Linked DNA regions of Homo sapiens: region 2 is linked to region 1. The links are chromatin loops, found by intact Hi-C in ENCODE. Cell type or tissue: psoas muscle. All regions are shown on one strand.

Region 1 (8,000 bases):
AAAACCAATCAATTTTTGATATTTTCCCAAAAAGTCTGATAAGCATCTTTTCCTCCATTAAATAAGGGAGCTACTGGAACTAAAAGTCGGTTTTGAGACTCCAGTGACCCTCGTCCTGGAGAGGTACAAAGGAAAAAGGTGAGGAGGGCAGGAGGCAGTTGACAACGAACTGAGAGTTCCCATTGTTTCTCTTACCCATGCCAGCAACCACTGCTTTCAATAAACCTATTGCCCCCTAGAAGGAAATGAGTGCCCCCGTCCCATGGTTAGCAGACAGGCAGGCCATCAGTCACTTCTCAGCTTAGGCTCAAACTCTGTATCTCCACATAGCAGTGGGGTGGAATTGAGCCCCGGAGCAGGGCAGGGCTGACTTTGGTCTTTCTGTGCCTCTGTTTCTCCATCTGGGCTATAAGAGCATTCCTGAAATTGACAAGCCAGACAGTCTGCATGTGGGTAGTGGGCTGCTCTGCTCTATTCACCAGGCACTTAAGTAAAGTAACCCCAAGGGTAGCATATGAGAAAGTGCTAAGTGTTCAATCTATGACAGGGCTGTGGGGCTTGTTGTCATAGGGACGGCTTCCAGGATATGCGTATAAACTTAGAAGCCAGACTCTTTTTTTTTTTTTTTTTTTTTTTTGAGACGGAGTCTCACTCTCTCGCCCAGCCTGGAGTGCAATGGCGCGATCTCGGCTCACTGCAAGCTCCGCCTCCTGGGTTCAGGCCATTCTCCTGCCTCAGCCTCCCGAGTAGCTGGGACTACAGGCACCCGCCACCAAGCCCGGCTAATTGTTTTGTATTTTTAGTAGAGACGGGGTTTCACCGTGGTCTCGATCTCCTGCCCTCGTGATCCACCCGCCTCGGCCTCCCAAAGTGCTGGGATTACAGGCGTGAGCCACCGCGCCCAGCCCAGACTATTTTCTTTCAAATGTCTGCTCTTCCCTTTGCTAATCTGTGATCTTGGACAAGTTACTTATTCTCTTTATGCTTCAGTTCCCTTGTCTGTAGAATGGAGTAATGGGGTATAGCTAAGTATCAGGTAGATGCCATTATTACGAGGATTAAATATGTAACATGCTTAGAATCATGCCTGACAATTACACTTATACTTCTATTATTGATAGGATTTGGGTTTTATTCTCTTAATACCCAACTTGGTTCAGCAAAGGACTTAAAGAAACTGGAATGTGGGCTTGGCCCATTTTACATCATCTTTTGATGGAATCTCAGCTCTATCCAAAGAACCCTGAGTTAAAATACCTCAAGGTGCTTTTCTGAGTGTGTGCAGCACTTGGAGCAGTAGTTATACAGAATATTAATAGGTGTTAAAGAGTTTTGTGGTCAGGTAAGCTTGGCAGATATTGGGTTAAATTAAACTAGGTCCCTCATTTCAGGACTTCTCAGACCATCTGATTTACTATGTGCAATGAGAATATCATACTAAAGTCACAGTATTCAAGGTTTTGCAAATCAATTTGGCCAAAGCTTTTCCAGGGTTTTGTTATTGTGGTTGTTGTTTTGGAGACAGGGTCTCACCTATCATCCAGGCTGGAGTGCAGTTGCCCAATCATGGCTCACTGCAGCCTCAAATTCCTGGGTTCAAGTGATCCTCTCACTTCAACCTCCTGTGTAGCTGAAACTACAGGTGTATGCCACGACACTGTTTGTTTATTTATTTATTTCCTTATTCATTTATTTTTGGTAAAGATGGAATCTCGCTATGTAGACATAGCTGGCCTTGAACTTGTGGTCTCATGCAATCCTCCCACCTCAGCCTCCCAATTAGCTCAACTGCAGGTGCGTGCCGCCATGGCTACTTTTTGTTTCGTTGTTTTGTTTTGTTTTTTGGTAGAGATGAGATTTATCTGTTGCCCAGGCTGGTCTGGGACTCCTGGGCTCAAGCGATCCACCCACCTTGGCTTCCAGAGTGCTGAGATTACTGGCATGAACCACCATGCCTGGCCTAAGGAACTCTTTTTTTTTTCTCAGACCATCTTTAGAGACGAGTTTTCCACAGATAACTTTGAGAATGCTGTCTTCCTAGATAAGTTGACTCTTATAAAACTTAAACTCACCATGCCAGGTCCCAGCACTGTGAACATAGTAACAGAATCTCAGTAAATGTTATTTGCATAGCCATTGAGGAACTTACTAGAATGTAGATGGGTAGAATAATTAGAAACGAAGACAATGCCATTTTCACAAATTATCCCTGATTTTTTATTACAATGTATTTTTTGTTCCAGAAATTGTATCAGAAAGAAGAACTGTAAAAACAAAAAGATAAAAATAAAAGTCAGATGTAGTTGTTAAGGCCAAGTAGTTTGCTGCTTACAAAGCATGCATTTTTCCTTTCTGCCACGAGATGGCTCTTTGTATCGTGAATCAATGAAAGTTCTACTAGAACTGATCATTTTCCGAAACCTGCTGGGAAAGGGACAAATGAGTGGACTGTCAAAACGAAAATGAACTATAGGTATTTTTAAGGACATATGAGTGTCAATAAAAGAGATCTGCCTTAACGAAGTTCTACAAATTCAGCAGAGGATAGATTACTGTGGATTAAAATAAACAATCAGGGAAAGCTTTGTAGAGAGGGTGACGTGAGCTGGACTTAAAAGATGTATAGAATATGAATAGACCGATGTGATGTAAGGCCATTCCTGGCAGAGGCACAGAGGAAGAAGGGGCACAGCCTAAGTGGAACAATTAAGTAAACAAGAAGACCAGAGTTTGAATGTGTGAGTGAGAATTGGTGACAGCAGACAATGGAGGGTCATGGATGCTGGTTCTTCTATTAATAGTCCTCCATATCCATCTTCTCGGGCTTGGGTAATTTTAGTAGCCTCTGCGTCTCTCTCTTGTGTCTTGTTATTATGGCCCAGTATTGCACACTACTCCTAAAGTCCCGTCCTGTCGCTCTGTTGGTTAAGAATCTCTAGCGGCTCCTCCTGCCAACCACATCGAATTCAAACCTCATTCAAGCTCAGCTCACTTGAGACCAGACGTTCGGGACCAGCCTGGGCAGCACAGCAAGACCGCATCTCTACAAAAAATAAAATAAAATAAATAGCTGGGCGTGGTGGTGCACGCCTGTAGTCCAAGCTACTTGAAAGGCTGAGGTGGGAGGATTGTTTGAGCCCAGGAGTTCCAGGCTGCAGTGAGCCAAGATTGTGCCACTCCAGCTTAGGTGACAGAACAAGGCCCTGTCTCTAAAAAGAAAAAAAAAAAAGGTTAAAAAAAGTTTGTAAAAACAGAGGAAATGTTAGTCATTTTCTCTGAGGGGCAGAATTTTCTTTTGATTTACCAGTATTTTCTAGTTTTTTCTTAAGTGAATATGTATTACTCCATACTAAAGTTATTAATAAAAAACTGATTTAGTTTTTCTCTCTGTAAAATGAGGATTAAGACATAGTATAGAAGCATGGTGAGACATGAAAAAGTATAGAAGGTGATTGGCTAGAGTCAACTGACTGTGGTTTGCAGCTTCTTTAAAATTAGCTTAGGAGAGATACATACATTTCAAGGTCATTGAAAATAATCATGGCATCTTCTTTTAAGAAAGTTCAGGCTAGGCATAGTGGCTCACACCTGTAATCCCAACACTTTGGAGGCCAAGAAGGGAATCAATTGCTTGAGGCCAGGAGTTTGAAAGCAGCCTGGGCATCATAAGGAGACCTTGTCTGAAAGAAAGAAAGAAAGAGAGAGAAGAGGAGGGCTACTAAAAAAGAAAGTTTTCTCTTTCTACTTTCCTGGATCTAGATTCAAATGAAACAGAAAGAACTCTAACCTGCAGCAGAAATCTGAATCTGGGGTCCTTGGATGAGCTCCTGAAATTGTATGCTAATTTGCACATGTGCACACTTTTCAGGAGAAAATTGTTGGTTTTAAAAGAAGTTAAGAACTAAAATTTAAGACCTGGAGAGTCTTTCTTCTTTCAGAGGATTTTGAGACACAGCCCTTGCTTCCAGTGCTAAGGCCACTTATATTGGACAGTTTTACAACTGAACAAGTTAAAAATGACAGTAAGGAACAAAGATCAAGGTACTACTTTTATACAGAAACACTCTGAAGTGCAATGTGTGACTGATTAAAAAATTACCAGAAACAAATAATACATTCCAAGTGGATGTTATCTTATATGAAAGTTCTTTGATGATCTTGATTGGTAGATCTTTGGAATTTCCTTCAGTGCTCGAGACTTGTTAATGTGAATTACTTCAATGATGGCAAATTTGGGTTGAATTTGGGTTTTATCATTTTGCCAAATGTTACCTAAAATGAATACCTGTGAATAAAGAGGTAACCAAGTTTGGGCAGATACCCATTTTAGGCTGCAAATGAGTAAAGACAAATCACAAGATGTTTCTTGGTTGATTTACTTATTTGACTTTTAAGCACTTCCAAAAACATCCTTAACAACGGTGACATCACCAGAATAAGTATGTAACTTTCAAAGGCAACTGCTTTGAAAGATAATAGTTAAATATACTTAACAAATATGGGGCTCTTTATAGGCAAACCTCCTATGCACATACTAGTTTTCATCTAATGTGCTATATATAGGCTTACTTTTTGTATTGCATCCCTTTAGACTTGTAATGCCTGTTAGCCATTATTCTTTTCACCTCAGTTAATTTCTTCTTTTTATTCTGTGAAACTGCCAGGTATATCGATACAGCAAATGCTTTGGAGCAAGAAACTAAACTGGGGTTACGACGGTTTGAAGTTTGTGACAACATTGATCTTGAAACTATTTTGATGGAATATGAGAGTTATTATTTTGTAAAATTTCAGAAATACCCCAAAATTGTCAAAAAGTCATCAGACACAGGTACATGCCTATTTTCTAGAGATAAGGCTTTGTCTCATCTGTAAGATTAGTGTTTCTTTCTCATCTTATTCCCAGATAGATGGAGACCCTCACCCTGCACCAAAGGAGTAGGCCAGGAGGATTGTGTAGCCATTCTCATATCCAGCACAGACAACTGAAATATGATTACCTGGACACTGATATCCCTTTAGGCACTTTGGCATTTGTTTGAGAAAATGTGTTTTCAGGCAATGAAAGCAAAACCCCAGTGTATCATAGGTACTTTTCAGATGATTAGCATTACTTTAATTTCCTTAGAGATGAAAAGAACTGTTGGAAGAGGATAAATGACAGAAGACTTTTTTTGTTTTTAGGAGACCTATTATCTGTCTTGAAAATAACTACAAAAATGAGTATTGGGGAAGCTAATAGCTCATGTATAGATAATGAAAAGCTTTTGAAAGCCATCAATCCAGATAATGATCAATATAATATAAAAACCCAGTATAGGTTAGCAGTCAACAAGGCTGGCTGGAGGAAAGATCTAAAGTGGGGGCCCTGTGCTTTGTAGTAACATTGACTGAGAAGTCTGTAAGTGGGGGAAGTAATTATAAACCAAGGGAGATCATTGTCCTGTTTACAAGCCACTTGTTAAGCCACAGACTTTAACATTTCATGTAGGGACCGGGAAACCAAGAGGAACATCAATTTAAAATAGCCAGGGCCAGATCTCAGAGCTAGAAAAGGTCAAAGAGGTATTTTATCTGAGCTCCCTTCCAATGCAGCATTCAGAGCTTGACTTCCTTGGCAGGTGGTTAGATGTGGGCCTTGAAGAGACAGCCCAGACTCCTAAACACAGGGTGATCAGCACTGTTAGTGACATGATCTCACTTCCAGATGGCTAGTTCCCATCTAGCATGATACCCAAATTCTCCTATGATATTGGACACGTTATTTTTATTTTAACTAGCAGAGTATGACTTCAGTGTTCCCTGCCAGATTCGTGCAATCATCCTGGTGTCCCATGTAATGCAGCAAAATGGTGTCAAGTTCATGAAAGCGTAATGAAATGGTAGCTGTAAAGCTAGCCTATATTGGAGTTGCCACCAGGTCCACAGTCTCTGACATGTTTAATATCTGAGCCCTTTGCAATCTTCCTCTGTGAGGAGATGCTGGAGAAGCTCAGGCCTCTTTCTCTTCGCTGGTAATTTCAGTTCTCTCTAGATGAGAATAGCTTAAAGTCTCTAGATTCCAATTGGTTAAAACTCAAATTTTAAGAACAATGCAAAAAGGGGAAACATACCTGAAAAAAATCACTTTGTCACTCTTAAAATTATTTTCTTTCCCTCCCAATGTCTGTTTTGTCACAGCAGAAAATAATTTACCGCAAAGAAGTAGAGGGAAGACCAGAAGGTAAAGTGAATGGTAATTCTTCTTAATCGACTCGGCTCGAGGAGCTTGTGGAATCCCTTTCCAGAAGCTTTACCATCACAGCTCTGTGACTGTCTCCCAGCAATACTGACTGCAGTCATGTGACCTGGCCCAGCCCAGGACTTCTCTCATTACAGCTGCCCCAGATTTGGGCCAATGTCCGTCTACTCTCCTGGTTTTACTGTAAATAAGTATATCCTGTGATGCTCTGTCTTTCCAGGCCATGTGGTATGAAAAGTCTTAACCTCAAAGGTTAAAAGACCCAGGTTCAACTCCTGGCTCTGCTATTTACAAGCATGGAGCAAGTTTTGGACACATAGTGAGTTCCTGGCACACAGTGAGCACCCAAGATATAATATTTTCCCTCTTTTCATCATTTAGTTAATTTCAAGCACTCCCAGATCAGATGTCCTGACCTGTCTGAAGATCAACAATGAGCCAGGAGGTGTGAGCTCAGGCTTCTGGCTTCGCCAGTCCTGACCAGTGGGGACCCATTCTTCTCTTGCTTTTCCCTCCTGTTCACAGCTCATCTTGCATTCCTTTCTCCAGCTTCTCAAGTCCAAATCTCATTTGGGGCTTGTAGCCTCTGATGGGAGCCCCTCTGTCTCTGGACCTTTTTGGGTGCACATATTCTCTCACAAGGCCCCCTACTCTTGCCAGTGTCCTTCGCATTCCTCTCGCCCCACTCCCATAGACCCCTCCACTGTCAGAGCTGTTCAGAAATACCCAGGGGAACAAGGGTGCTGCTGCCGGCTGCCAGTGAGGGCCAGCTCTGGGGCATCGCAACCTGTGGGCTGTTGCTATTACAGTAGGGCCTAAACCTCATGGAAAGACACAGCCATCCAAGCAGTCAACAAAGTGTTTAAAGTCTTAAAATGCTCTTGGAAAAAGAAAAGTTAGATTGTAATCACATGCAACTTATTAGGCCCTCAAGAGGTATGGATTCTGTTATGCCTCCGCTACATTTCCCACCCCTGCGACTCCAGTTCCCTTGTTCCAGCCTCAGAAGGAAGGGCCTAGGACACTTTACAGGGCTGGTGGGCACAGCTTGCAAAAATGGCTGTGGAGCCCACGCACGCTCCACGATCCTACTTGTTATAATACTTGGCCTCGGGCTACCTTTGCTTTGTGCTATTCTGCAGGAAGAGTTTTATCGCTTTGACAAAAGTGTTATTCTTTTATTTATAGTTTCCACAAAGTTAGTCAGACTCTGGGTAATAAATGATAACTGCTTGTGCATAGAAATCATGAGGAGCGTTTGCAGCCAGCTTCGGAAGGCTTTTGGATTCTATTTTTCTGGAACCTTCTCAGCATTCTTCCCTGGCAAATGCTCTGTGAGTGAATGGTGTCAGAGTGCTTTGTTCCCCTTAGGCAAGGAGCACCGTGGCACATTTGACAGTGTGGGGGCTCCTCAGCTCCTCTCTGAGTAGATGTTTGTATGTGGCAAGTGTAAAAGTTGAATAGCAAATGGTTAGAATCAGGAGGAATAACTAGGAAAGTAATGAATGGTGTTTCTGCGGACAATTTATACTCAAATATAGTTACTAAAATGAGACATGTCATGAGACTGGCTATTAGCAAATCAAAGTGTCTTTTCCTAATCTTGGAAAAGATTTATAATCCCCACTTAAAGATTTGCTGATGAACCAAGGGAGGAAAGGTTATCTAATGTGATGGATGACAGAAATGGGATCCCAAAAGATCTTGGCAATTCCAGAGATGGGTTCAAAGTAACAAGACGAAATTTAATAAAATAAGG
Region 2 (8,000 bases), 150 kb after region 1:
TCATTTCTACTAGAAATACAAAAAGTTAGCTGGGCATGGTGGTGCGTGCCTGTAGTCCCAGCTACTTGGGAGACTGAGGTGGGAGAATCACTTGAGCCTGGGAAGTTAAGGCTGCAGTGAGCTGAGATTGCACCACTGCACTCCAGCTTGGGCAATGGGAGTAACACCCTGCCTAAAAAAAAAAAAAGAAAAAAGAAAGAAAGAAAGGAAGAAACATATCTCAAGATAATGAAGGCCGCATATGACAAACCACAGCTAACATTAACGGGGACAAATTGAAAGCCTTTCCTTTAAAATCTGGAACAAGACAAGTATGTCCAGATTCATCACTTTAATTCAACGTAATACTGGAAGTTATGGCCAAAGAAATTAGGCAAGAGAAAAAAATAAAGGACATTCAAATTGGAAAGAAAGAAATCAAATTAACCTTGTTCACAGATGACATAATCTTTTATTTAGAAAAATCTAAAGACTCTACCAAAAAAACTTAGAACTGAATAACAAATTCACTAAGATTGCAGGATACAAAATCAATATACAAAAATCAGTAGCATTTATACACATCAATAGCAAACAATCTGAAAAAAATCAAGAGAGCAATCTCATGTACAATAGCTACAAAATATATAAAATACCTAGGAATTAATTTAATCAAAGAAATGAAAGATCTATAGAAGGAAAACTATAACACACTGATGAAAGAAATTGAAGCGGACCCCAGGAAATGGAAAGATATTCTACATTCATGGATTAGAAGAATTAAAATTGTTAAAATATCAATACTACCCAAAGCAATTTACAGACTCAATGCAATCTCTGTCAAAATACCAATGACATTCTTCAAAGAAATAGAAAAAGCAATCATAAAATTTATGTGGAACCATTCTAAGGTGTACTAGTCAGTGGCATTTAATATACTCACAATATTGTAAAACTACCACCTCTGTCTAGCTCCAAAACATTTTAATCACTCCAAAAGAAAACTCTGTACCCATTAAGCAAGCTCTCTCAATTGTCTCCTTATCCCTAAACAGACACTGGAAACCACCAGTTTGCTTTCTGTCTCTATGGATTTACCTATTATAAATATTACATAAAAATAGAATCATGCAATATGTGACGTTTTATGTCTGACTTCTTTCACTTAGGATATATTTTTAAGTTTCATTCATGTTGTAGCATGTGTCAATACTTCATTTCTTTTCATGATTGAGTAATATTCCATTTTATGGATAAACCACATTTGGGTTGTTTTCACCTTGTGACTATTGCAAATAGTGCTGCTGTGAATATTTTTATGCAAGTATTTGAGTACTTGTTTTCAAAACTTTTGTGTATATACCCAGGAGGGGAGTTGCTGGGTAATATGGTAATTCTGTTTACTTTTCTGAGGAACCGTCAAACTGCTTATGGAGTGGCTGCACACCAGTTTGCATTCTCACTAGCAATGTATAATAGTTCCAATTTTCCTACATCTTCACCAATACTTGTTTTTGTTTTTTGATATTGGCCATTCTAGTGGATGTGAAATGGTATTTCATTGTGGTTTTGATTTGCATTTGCCTGATAACTCATAGTGTTGAACATCTTTTCATGTATTCAGTGTTCATATAACTTCTTTGGGGAAATATCTATTCAAGTCTTCTGTTCATTTTTAAAATTTGGTTATTTGTCTTTTTATTATCATGTTGTAAGTGCTCTTTATGTGTTCTGAAAGCAAGTCCCTTATCAGATATATTATCTGCAAACATTTCCCTTTACTGTGAGCTGGTCTTCTTTTACCTTCTTGATGTTATCATTTGTAGCACAAAAGTTTGTAACTTTAAGGAAGTCAAATTTATTTTTTCTTTTGTCACTAGTGTTTTTGGTCTTGTATGCGTGAAAACATTGTTTGACCCAAGGTTATGAAGATCTACTTTTATATTTTCTTCTAAGAGCTTTATAGTGTTAGCTCTTTGACAGAAGACACTTTGAATAGCACTGTCTTGGAGTGTTTATCTTACTAGAAACATATAATACTTAGTCAAAGAAATCATGCTAGTTGTGAAATTTCAGCTTCAAGTGAGATTAGCGAGGGGAGATATTTTTGTTTAAGAGGGGTCTTCCAGCACCCTTCAGATTGTGAAAGTCTGGGCACTGCCAACTCACCTGTGTAGGGAGCAATGTAATGGTTAAAAGCAGAGATTTTTGAAGTCACAATCGCCCTAGTTTCAAACTCCTACTTTTCTACTTAATCAGCTGAGTAGCTTAACTCCTTTAAATTTCAATTAAATAGTCCCTACTTCATAGGGTTGTTGAGAGGATTAAATGAAATAATGCATTAAGCATTGTGCATAAACTTAGCACAATGTTCATCTTACTGTAATCACTCAATGAAAGTTGGCTGCTGGTATTATTATTGGCTGCCAAGTAATTGGATGATAGTGCCATATAAGCAGAGGGATGAAAAAGCAACTACACATAAAATTACAGTTTCACCAATGATAGTTTAGTACTGAATTCAAACAGTATTTAACCGTGTTTTAAAACACACAATTTGGGGGAAATGTTGATTCTTTAAAAAGTCAATCCCTAGAGGGCCATAAAAGCTATTTCAATCACTGTAACTAATTACAAGGAAGTATAAATCAATAAACTTTGCTAAATGGTCTAAAATATAGTAAAGAAAACTGTCATTAACAATCATCCAGGAAGCCACTGTCCTTAATAGTGAGATGATGTAAAAGTTGGATGTGAAGAATGAATTTTATTATTTGAAAACTCCAGGTGTTAACAATGCTTTTAGAGAAGTTCTTAATTCAGCACAGAGTCATGGCTTTTCTGAATGATTGTTTACTTTAGGTAACTTTATTTTTTCTAAATTATATGTATATTCATCTTGGTATGGAAATAAGTGGCCATCTGCAGAGAAGTCTTGTCAGCTCTCAGTGTTTTTCAGCACCTTTCTTAGCTCAAAACCAGCCCCCTTCTCATCCCTCTTCCTAAAGCTCCAACACTGCTTCAGGTCCCAAATCAAGACTGGAGTCATGCTACGTTTAGAAAGACTTTGCTTTTTTTCCTCCCAGTCCTGTGTGGTAGTTACAGGCTCAAATCTGGAAGTCCCAGAGCCCTCTCCTGGGTTCCCAAGCTTACCTTGCTGCCCCTCTGAGTGGGAGAGCCAATGCCCACATGGGCTCCTGAGCCAAAGAGCTGTCTGCCCATCATGTCTTTGAGTCTAGGACTCGGTTTGCTTCTTGCCACCTATTTATTCTCAATGGTGTGTTTCCCCAAGGACAGAACCTGCCCGTAAGTGAAATGTGAGTGGCAGGGCCCTGTATCATGGATGATGGTGATTGACAACCTCCTACTTTTGAACTTGCCTGTGCTGCTGAGATCTATTCCCATGTTGGGGTCTGGCTACATACCTGCTCACATCTTTCTTTGTGTCATATGAGAACCTATGAGGCCTTTTGGACAGTTTACTTTTCTAGTCCGTCTCCTATCCTACCCTGGAAAGCCAGCCAAGTTCAGGTTCATCCCCTTTCCGTATCTTCACCTGCGTATACTGCAATGGGAGATATCAGAGATGTTACACAGTTGGCTTAGTGTGATGGTGAGGTCAAGAAATAGACAAGAATAGCTTGCCATGGCAGTAAGAAGAACTGGATTTAGGGTTGACTCTGCAACTAGTTAGCCTCCATATCAAATACCCTTAGCTAAATCAAAGGGCCAATGAGCTCATAAAATGAAATAAACAGCATAAATATGCATTGGAAAGTTGTCACATAAATAAGAAATCATGCAATTGTTGGCTGATGGGGGCCCTCAAATAGAGCAAAAGGTTTTATAATCAGAGTTAATAGAAAATCTAAAGTAATGTGGTTAAATAAGATAGAACCTCATTTTCTTCCAACATAAAATAAATTTGGAAATGGGCAGTCTGGAGTTGGAGTGGTGGTTCAGTAGTTGCCAAGGACCCTGGCTTTTATTATTTTTTTTATGCCATAGTATTAACAGTATATGGTTTTCATCTTCAAAATCACCTCATGGCCTGAGATGGCTGCTGGGCCTCCATCCATCTTACAGACATCAGAAAAGAGAGAAAAGGAAAGGAAAAAAATAAATATTTAAGTCAAAGCTCTTTTGAAGCTACCTTTCTGAAAGTTCCACATGTTTCTACCTGCATCCCATTGGCCAGGATATAGTCACATGGCCATGTCTAACTGCAAGTAAACCTGGAGAAGGTAATCTTTCAATTAGGTGTATTACCACCTGAGAATGAGTATTACAGGATGGCAACTAGCATTTGCCACATTATGATCATTTGAAATCAGATGAGAAGTCAACCTTTGAGAGAGCTTAAATCGATAACAGTGAACTGATTTGCTTCTGTGATTGGCTCAAATAAAATAAAGGAGATAGAATCACTCATTTAACAAAACTGTTTTGTGCTGCTGCTACCTGCCAGGGACTATGCTAAGCACTAGGGAGAGGGTAGTGAGCTGAAACAAACATCTTCTGTCCTCCTAAAGTTTACAGTACACATCTCCCCCACAAGAGTCTGTTATTACAAACATGGTTTGGGTTGCCTATAAGGAATCTTGTAAGATGGTCAGACTTTGTGTGCTCAACTCTGTAGAGAGAGACAAAGGCCCTCTGCCCGTAGCATGGAGAGTGCTGGGAGTTAAATGACAGTGGTTACACATCCTTACCACTCAGACAGTGTTCCTTTTCTCTAACCTCTCTCACTGCTGACCACCCCAACACCGTCTTAACTCTTAACTCTTAAATGAAAGAGCTCCTATCAGTTTGATCATATCCCCTGTAGCTAGGAGAGAGTTCTCTCTATTTCCCACAGAGCAGAGGCCACACTCATTGTTCAATCTAAGGAAATTGGGATGTGATGTCCCTCTCTCCTTGCCTGTGGCAAACAGACAAGCAATTACTCAGGCATTCTGAGGATGGAAAGCATCAGTCTGAAATGTCTGGTCTGCCCCAACAGGAAATACTTTATTGTTCGGGCCTGGATTTTTGCTTTGATTTGCTGATGCTTTTTCTGATTTTATAATTTAATTTGGAATTAAAATAGAGAATTGTATTTGCATTGCCTGCATGCTTTATTAGCTAGTATTTGGATTGACCTTGGAATTTTGACATGATAAAACAAAGAAAAGAGCACAGCATTTTTTTTCTGCTGTCATTTTGTACACCAAGAATTTTTACATGTCTTTCTGAGGAGTAGCTTTATTTTTAGCCCCATGCAGCACTTGAGATGGATGTCCTGTCTGTTTCCACAAGGCAGCTCAGATAACACAATTATATCCAGTTTTAGGGAAGAATTCTTTTGCTCCAACTTAAAAGCAATAAACATTACTAGAACAGGAAAAAGATGTTCACTCTTCTTAATGAGAAAACACATGGGGTAAATGACATGTTTCCACATCACATATGTGATTTCCTTGACTCTTTTTCTCTGAAGCTTTGGGTTTTTGGCGTGTAGCTTTATGGTTACTCGGAGGATTGTTAGGCTCTAGTGCTTGTAATGAATGGAGACTCTAAGGCATGGGAGTAAGGTCAACAGGAGTCCCCTGGCACTCAGAGACATGTATAGCTGGGCTTCTTTGGAATCTGGAATTTAGGTGGAGAACTGGAAGGCACCAATGCAGTTTTAACATTCTTCACTTGATCTTAGCCAAAAGGCCGAGAAGCGATAGTTTTAACATTCTTAGCAGCAGAGGCAAATGGTTTTCTGTACTGAACTTGGCCATGAACTCAATGCAGAGTTATGCCATGGTTAATATGTCCAGAGTGCTGCAGACATACTGGTCAAGTTATTGGGTTATCTCTCTTTTGCTACAAGATCATTTGCTGATATTTTACCACTAATAACTCATAGATATTTAAAGTTGCAATTGGAAAGGAAAGAATGACATTTCAGGCCGGTTTACACTGCCAGTTGATGCAGCTGCAGGACAAAGACCTTAAATTTATCTGTAAATCTGTTATTCTCCCTCCAAACTCCTGGGCCAAGCTGCTCTTGCTCTGAGAAGCTATCTGGTCCTAGAGTTTGCATTGGATTCTATAGAAAATGACCTCTGCTGTCCCCTGGTGGCTAGTCATGAAGCCAGGTTTGTGACCTCCCAGATGATTTTCTGCCACCTCTGATATCCTTGGCTTAAAGTACAAAGCTAAGAGCCACAGGGCTTCCATCCCTTTGTGAAATTTCATGCTTATATCGGAGAAAATTCTCCACTTACCTGACTGCTCAAATTACACACCTAGGTACAATTACCAGTTTTAGAAACATGTATCATGTCCAAAGGACTGTGTGAGACTCATACCTGCACCCAGGCCCCTCCTGGAAGAACAGCTCAAAGAGAACATTTTTTGTCACAGCATCTTCATATTAGTTTCTGCTAGTGGTCACTGAGAACCTGTTTCCAGACTCTGGGACTTGGTTTACATTCCTTCTCGAATGCAGCTTCTCATCCTTCATAGGCTAGGAAGATCACAAATGAGTATCCCTCCTTTGGTTTTTTATTGTCACAGCCAAGATAAGAGCATTTATCTCAAGGGTAAGTTGTGAAGCTTTTTGGGATAGTTCATGGTAATAAAGCTGGTGGGGAAAAAGTATTAAATCTCATGGCGATGCATCTGAAGGCTGTTTTGAAATCTGTTGAGGGATGCCAATGGTGAGATGTTTTTTCAGTTAGGATGGGCTTTGGCAACCTCAGGTTGGGAGGTCATCCATGGTGGACTTCTGTGCAACCCACATTACCTTAGAAATCTTGGCTGCAAAGTGTTCACTATTTAACTCTCTCATCTGAAAAGCAGAATTTGGGGCATAATATGATCTTGTGGACTTGGATTTAACATCACAGTAAGTAGGAAGGCCTACGATGGGCTCTATCAGCAACACTACTGGAAGACCTAGCAGGAATTTAGAACATTCCTTTACCTATACAAAGATCCTAAAACAATGGAGGAGTTGTCCAGATGCTGACAATGACCAAACGCTGGGCTAGCCTTTAATAATCATTTTTGAAGGAATTCTGTTTTCAAAAATAATTTATTCAAATATTTTTATACCAAAAAAATTTTAAAAGTATGAATTTCTCTTAGTTGTCCTCAAGCAAATGTGCATTTAACTACATGAACACAACCATTACTTCATAGTTTTTTTATTATAGACTTTTTTATCCACATGAATGTTAAAGAAACTACAACAGAGTTAAATGCCATTTTTGATAACATGATTATATTCTTAATTACACTCAATATTAAACTGTAAAATATTTCCAAAGGAATACAATCCTCATTCATACAGCAGGCAAAGTACAGAGAGGAAGGGGCCACATGTAAGTCTGTCCAGTTTGCTATGAAAAGCAGGTTTGTACGGCTGGTGCCTTCCCATCCATTGAAACGCTATCCCCACTCCTAGGATGGGTCTTGTGTTTTCTTCCACCAAGAATCACTTCTTCAAAAAGAGAAGACAGTTTTGTAGAGTTGCTTTCTCCATGTGTGCAGGACTGAGACTGCCTGGGACCATCCGCTGATTTCCCATCCCAACTGGCTAACAGCACTTCCCATGCTCTGGGTTCAGCTATCCTTTAAAAACACAAAGACTCGAACTTTGGTTCCACCAAAAGATGCAACAAGCATTGACTGCTCTGGTTGGCTCCCCCCTCCCCCCACTAATGAATGGCTGCTACAGTCTATTTTACATGGTTGTCCATGCTGTTTTGAGGTCACTTGTCCTTAGGTTCTCCTGAACCTGATTTTGTATTTAATTCCCAAGCCCTTTCGATCTGCAGTCTTTAACACGGGTCAGAAGTGCTCCATGGCAGGCTGTATCTTACAAGAGAACAAGAGTAAGTAGTTCTGTGCACCTGGGATAAGACAAAAGCATAGAATGACAAGCTGAACCTAATATAATCAGATAATTTTAAAACATTTAAAGTAATATTTAGTATACCCTCCTTAGGAGAAGACATTTTGTCTGCTACCCTAGGTTATATATC

The links. Hi-C counts contacts between places; a loop is a spot of excess contacts. Peaks named below come from ENCODE experiments on the same cell type or tissue, not always from the same donor. Only the 100,000 strongest peaks of a DNase experiment are listed, where the experiment ranks them.
Region 2: a loop joins it to region 1, with 7 times the contacts of the local background. A loop is called at or near these places in 36 of 110 quality-filtered maps.

What each region holds. Positions count from the first base shown.
Region 1 is chr18:47,048,216-47,056,215 of GRCh38, forward strand. It overlaps KATNAL2 (katanin catalytic subunit A1 like 2), which reads left to right. Exons shown (of 18, transcript NM_001387690.1): 5 at 4,665-4,831; 6 at 6,181-6,223. Among named protein-coding and RNA genes, the nearest start is that of ELOA2, 17 kb to the left of the region's middle. In psoas muscle, a CTCF peak has its summit at 2,369 (motif pointing right); no DNase peak of the experiment used is centred here; H3K4me3 peaks cover 318 bases; H3K27ac peaks cover 700 bases.
Region 2 is chr18:47,199,025-47,207,024 of GRCh38, forward strand. SKOR2 (SKI family transcriptional corepressor 2) reads right to left here. Exons shown (of 9, transcript NM_001278063.4): 9 at 7,145-7,868. Among named protein-coding and RNA genes, the nearest start is that of IER3IP1, 27 kb to the left of the region's middle. In psoas muscle, a CTCF peak has its summit at 6,083 (motif pointing left); no DNase peak of the experiment used is centred here.